2 separate regions of the Homo sapiens genome follow, and region 1 is linked to region 2. A link is an interaction called in ENCODE POLR2A ChIA-PET data of the cell type or tissue named here. Cell type or tissue: OCI-LY7. All regions are shown on one strand. Links, peaks and the distances in the headings refer to the core of each region. The heading gives the core; the rest is flanking DNA. Region 1 has its middle 41 kb from the start of MIR3122. Region 2 overlaps SLC30A1 (solute carrier family 30 member 1).

The links. Peaks named below come from ENCODE experiments on the same cell type or tissue, not always from the same donor. Only the 100,000 strongest peaks of a DNase experiment are listed, where the experiment ranks them.
Region 1: POLR2A ChIA-PET joins it to region 2 with 7 read pairs; 1 of 35 experiments calls an interaction of 5 or more read pairs at or near these places.

What each region holds. Positions count from the first base shown.
Region 1 is chr1:212,117,305-212,120,224 of GRCh38, forward strand. No RefSeq gene overlaps it. Among named protein-coding and RNA genes, the nearest start is that of MIR3122, 41 kb to the left of the region's middle. In OCI-LY7, for the core only: no CTCF peak of the experiment used is centred there; a DNase peak (open chromatin) is centred at 1,727; H3K27ac peaks cover 1,349 bases.
Region 2 is chr1:211,573,414-211,576,333 of GRCh38, forward strand. It overlaps SLC30A1 (solute carrier family 30 member 1), which reads right to left. Exons shown (of 2, transcript NM_021194.3): 2 at 1-2,876. The coding sequence ends at 1,975. Among named protein-coding and RNA genes, the nearest start is that of SLC30A1, 4.3 kb to the right of the region's middle. In OCI-LY7, for the core only: no CTCF peak of the experiment used is centred there; no DNase peak of the experiment used is centred there; H3K4me3 peaks cover 278 bases.

The DNA.
Region 1 (2,920 bases), core at 260-2,759, 540 kb after region 2:
ACGTGCCTATAATCCCAGCTACTCAGGAGGCTAAGGCGGGAGGATCGCTTGAACCCGGGAGGCGGAGGTTGAAGTGAGCCAAGATCGTGCCACTGTATTCTAGCCTGGGCAACAGAGCAAGACTTCCTTTAAAAAAAGAATGAAAAGAAAGAGAGAGAGGAGAAGAGAGAAAGAAACTAAATCTCTTTGAATTTAAGTGATTTGCCCATGGAAGGTAGTGAGTGGCAGAGGGGGGATTTAAGTCCCAGCTTCCAAAGCCTGTTGACATGGAAATGACTTTAAATAACCATCATGACAATTGTAATGTCTTCTCTCTTCCCTAGAGAATGGGAACTGGGACAGCACAGCCCCGCTGAACAGTGGAGGTATCTGGGGTTGTGGCACATGGGGCCCTGAGGGAAGCTCATCTGGGAGCTAGTTCAGTCAAACACAAGGAAGAAGAGCATGGAAGGTTGCCCTGAGAGTCTAGATGCCCACTGGGACCAGAGAGCAATGATCTCTGGTCTAAATTTACCAGAAGTATTAAAGAGTCAGAAATGAAATATACATACATCCACTGGGTACAGTGGCTCACGCCTGTAATCCCAGCACTTTGGGAGGCCAAAGCGGGCAGATCACGAGGTCAGGAGTTTGAGACCAGCCTGGCCAACATGGTGAAACCCCCGTCTCTACTAAAAATACAAAAATTAGCCGGGCATGGTGATGCGCACCTGTAATCCCAGCTACTCAGGAGGCTGAGGCAGGAGAATCACTTGAACCCGGGAGGCAGAGGTTGCAGTGAGCCAAGATCACCCCACTGCACTCCAGCCTGGGCGACAGAGCAAGACTCCATCTCAAAAAAGAAAAAAAAAGAAATATACATACGTCCAATTAAGAGTGAACTGGGGATGATTTAAAAGATTGCTAGCTGCAGCAGAAGCTCTGATGAAAGTCAGCAAACTTTCCACAGAGCTCTTAAGAAGAGAACAGTATAAATGTGTCACCCAGATACCATAATCTTGACTCTGCTATCTACTGATCCTGTGACCTTATGCAAGTTACTTCATTTCTCTGAGCCCCAGTGTCCTCACTGAAAAACAGGAAAGGTGATAACAGTGCTTTCTCTGTTGTCATCGGAGGATTAAATAAATTACTATATATGTAAGGTGCCTAGGCAAGTGTCAGTCGTGTACTACATTTTAACTTTTTATGATTATCCTGGGGGTGCTAAAGTCCCTACCTTGAAGTGCAAATGGTGGGGAAGACAGTCAGACACACATGGTCTTAATGGAATGGGTTGTTGAAGGCTCCAACACCACAGAGAGCTTGTACGTTTTCAGCTGCACTCAGCAATCTGGGAGCAGAGCCAAAGAAAACTGAGGTAGGGATTACCCAAGGTGGGAAGTCAGCACAGGCGACCCAGGGAAGAGTGAAAGTATGCGGGACCCATGGGCACCCTGGAAACGGCAGGCCAAGGGATCCAGGCTGGATGTGGAGGGTGCAAGAGATTCTGGGAAGGGTGAGCAGGTGAGGAAGAATTACCTGAAGCAGACAGGTAGAAAGAAGCTAAGATGTTTGTGGTCAGAGTAGGGTTGTAAGAATTTGGTATGATATGGGCCATTCTGATGCCCATGTCCAAAGTATATTTGTTACAGTGAATGACAGGTTGGGCAGATGTTATTTGTAGGTTTTAGAAAACAATAGTGAAGCTAAGATACCAGAAAAGTAAAAAAACAGGTGACAGAAGAGGAAGTTGTCATGAAAGCTACAAGGCAGGTGTTAAGCCACTGAGGAGGGCAAGAGAATGTGCTGGACACCAGCGAACAGTTGAGTGGACTGAGCCAGCAGTAAAACAGGATGATGTGCCCAAGAAGGGTGGGGAAGCCGGGGTCTGGAGAAGCTGGGGTCAGGAGGTTGGAGAATGTCAGCCTGTTCTGACCCTGAGGAAGAGAGATGGGGCCTGGTGGCAGGCCAGGTTTTCATTTAGGATGAGAAGGGGGAAGGAGTGTGTGTGAAAAGAATGGAGGAGGTAAGGAAAGGGTGTTCACCAGATAGCTGGTGCTGTACAGCCCAGGGGCACAGAGACACCTGCAAAAGCCCAGGGATAGTTAGCAGCAAAACGCTGTCCTGGATTACTGCCCTGCCAGGAAGTGAGAGTGAGAGGCCAGGTTATGTCCCCACATAGCCCTGCCAGGGCCCTCCACTGCAGTGCAAGAGACAGGCTTGCAGGACTCAGCCCGAGAAAGAATCTGGGCTCCTGAGTCAAAGCAGCATCCTATTTCTGCTACATTCAGCCTGCTGAGTAATGGCTCCAAAGGCAATGCCAGCAGCTCACAGGGCACAAGGGGAAAGTGAGAAGCAGGGCCTGGCACCTTATTTTTGGAGCTGCTGTCAAAGGCCCAGCCCTCTGGTTCTGTGTGCCTGACACTCAGCGACAGCTCTCAGTGTGAGCTTGGATAACCAGCCCTGCAGGCACTGGCTGAGGTGCCCAGAGAGGCAGGCCCTGTGAGAAAGACGAGTTATGTGACTTCACCGAAGACAGGGAGAATGGAGTCTTTACTTCTTAAAGGAGTTCTTACTTCTTGAAGGAGTCAATCTCATTGGTCATCCCAGCTGGGCTAGTGCCTCAGCCTGAAGTCCCTTAGGAGTGAGCCTTGTATTCTTTCGCTGCTCACTTGTTCTTTGAAAATTACCTAAAATGATGGTGACATGCGGAACACACACAAACTTGAGGTGTTTGTTAAAGTGAGCAGTTTGAGCTAGAGTGGACTTTGAGCTGGTTTCCAAAGGCAGGGATGCCACTCACACTCTCCCAGCCAGTCCTCCATGTGTCCCCAGTGATGCTCCTGGCTACAGCTAGGGCTCAGTCTAATGTGAAAACAGAGTGACATTAGTTGTCGCATAATCACAAAGGTCAAACTTGTGATCCTTTGAGCACAGT
Region 2 (2,920 bases), core at 291-2,790:
TCTTTAAGACACAGACCTCAAGTAGAGCATTTGTAAAGAAAACCTCATTGAATGTAATATATTTTATCAGTTATCTTTGTATCATTGCTGAAATGTTTATGTAACAAATTGATATCTGAATAAAATGTTCTGTAAAGTATTAAATCAGGAATGTACATGATACAGTACAATTCACAGCTTTCTCTTCTTGTTCGCCCAGATGAGATCCCTCAATTTCATGTTTAAAAAAAACCACCCAAACCTTTTCGCAAAATTCAAGGTAACTATCAGTTTAGGAATTGAATTACACAATATCAGATAAGAATATTAAAAGATCAAGATGTATTGCAAACTGGCAGGTTATGGTTTTGGCCCATTATAGTAAATGTGAACTTACAAACTGTGTTCCTAAAATTACCATATTTTCACTGGAAAAAATCAGCTGTTCTTAAATAGGCCCATCGCCAGCAATAGGCTTATACTAGGAAAAACACACACCACAAAAGATCATCCCTTTAAAAAGTAACTGTCAAATCCTAACACTTTTTCCTCTTACAACCCATTAAACAATGAACTATTTTAAATCCCAAAACGTAGCCATCCCAAAAGTAGTCAGCTATAAAAGTAGTCAGAATACCTTGTTTCTAGAAAAATAGAGCTATACATAACTGATGCTAATATTAATCCTTTCAAGGACAAAAATCTAATTTTGTCACAAAGCATACCCTCTATCAAGAAAAATATAACTTAAACACCCTTAAATATTTGTGTTGGATTTGAAATCTATAGCAATAATGAAATAGCCACAATTTTCTGTGTAGATATTGTGGCATCTTGCAAAATAAGCCACTATTGGAAGATCTGAGTATGTGAAGACAGGATGACTTACAAAATCTTAATTAATTTTGCTTTAATTATTAATTTTGCTAAGAATTTAATATCCAAACTGCATTAACCTTCTGGTTTTCTTTCCTCTCAAGTCAGTGACTCTTAGAAAGCACAAACATTGCTGGTTGTGCTCAAAAAGCTCCATTTAAATCCATTCATGATTGGTTATCATGAAATGACCTTGAAAATTTTTTTTCAAACGCCCGGTTTAAAAGATTACATTAATCGTTTGCGTTTAGCATGTAATTATTAGGTGTCAACATCCTTAAAAATACTTATATATTTTGTAAATAAACTTGCAGCTCAATGTTTTTATACCAATCTTTCAAAGAAAGTAATGCTGGTGAACATGTCCAAGTTTCAGATTAACTTTGGTAGAATAAAAAGTTGAAATTCTCAAAATAATTTAGAAATGTAGTCTCAATATTATCATACAATAACCTAAATATTTAGTTTGGTAAACTTTCTTCCTTGCTCTTACTACCCCATTTGCCCCATTGTGTGTAAACTGTAGTTCAATTTGTTAATTATCTTACTGTTTAATAGCCAGCAATACAGAATACAGGATAGTAACTGATCTTATTTCCTACTAATAGCCATGAGTCACTCTTAAAATATGCTGCCATTATGCTATGTAATGATCTCAAAGGGCAATATCACCTAAAATGTCAAAGGAAACAAACTGTTGATGATTTTAAAGTTCTATCAATTATAATTCTAATAAAGTATAACACTGGGGGAAAAGAAAAGCAGAGAAATTCCAGTAACAATTTTATTTATCCCCCTAATTTTTATCATGGGAAAAATCCAGAAATCAAATGTCATTATGTTATATAAGGTTTAACTTACTTTAAACAAAAATGTAACATAGTGTTAAAACTGGCTTTCCAAAACAGTCACAGCATAGCTGTACTCTGTACTAATAATCACAAAATTGTAATATAGAACTCTGTTATGCAGTCCCATTATGTTCTTACAAAAATAGAATTAAACTGTGTGACCAGACAAGGACTTCAATTACACTACTTGGCAAACTTAGAATTTCAGTGGAGTCTTTTTCCTCTTGCAGTTTAAAGCAAAAGTCAAATATCACATCTTTTTCAAGACTCACAAAGATGATTCAGGTTGTTTGTTTGGCATGTTTTTAATCTCTATCACAACAGCAGGGATGTTTTCAGCTTTAGTCCTCCTGGGCTTCTTCTCTAGATTGTTACTAAGTTCTAAACAAGAAATGCTAACTGCTGGGGTCTTTTCTGCATCCTTTCCAGAAGGGGCTTGTGGTAGTGTCCCACAACATTGCTTCAAAGCACACTGGGTTCTGCAGGCAAGTTCACACGGAACTACACTTGATTTAGAGCCTACACTAGCAAATTCAGGCTGAATGGTAGTAGCGTGAATTCCGTGATTATGAAAAACGTCTTTAATGGTTTTAGCCACCTCCATGTATGATGTTGGATCTTCACATTTTATGTGAGCAGTGGCAATGATTCTGCTTCCAGCAAGTTGCCAAACATGTAATTCATGAACTTCCTCAACTCCTTCAACATTTCGAAGTTCTTTTATCAAATTTCTGATATCAATTTGTTTAGGAACAGTTTGTAGAAGAATAAGAGCAGATTCCTTAAGTAATGGATAGGTTGTGTAAAGAAGTATACAAACCATTACAACACAAAGAGTTGGATCTAAATATAGCACCCAGCAAGGACCAGCCTCATAAACTGATGCATGAGTACTATTAATTATTTCTACAAATGCTTTGCAGGGGTCAGGGAAACATGGATTCACACAAAAATCCCCTTCAGAACAACCTTTCCAAGAAAAGTAAAAGACTAAGGCATTTACTACTACAATCACTGAACCCAAGGCATCTCCAAGGACATGCAGAAAAACTCCACGCATGTTAAGTTGTCCAGCCCTATCTTCTTCCAGTTCCATATGGTCAGGTTCTCTGACAAGATTTCCATTCACTTGTACTTCCACTGTATCACCACTTCTGGGGTTTTCTGGGTCTACAAAGAAATAAAAATTTTATATCAAATACATTTAAAGTGTT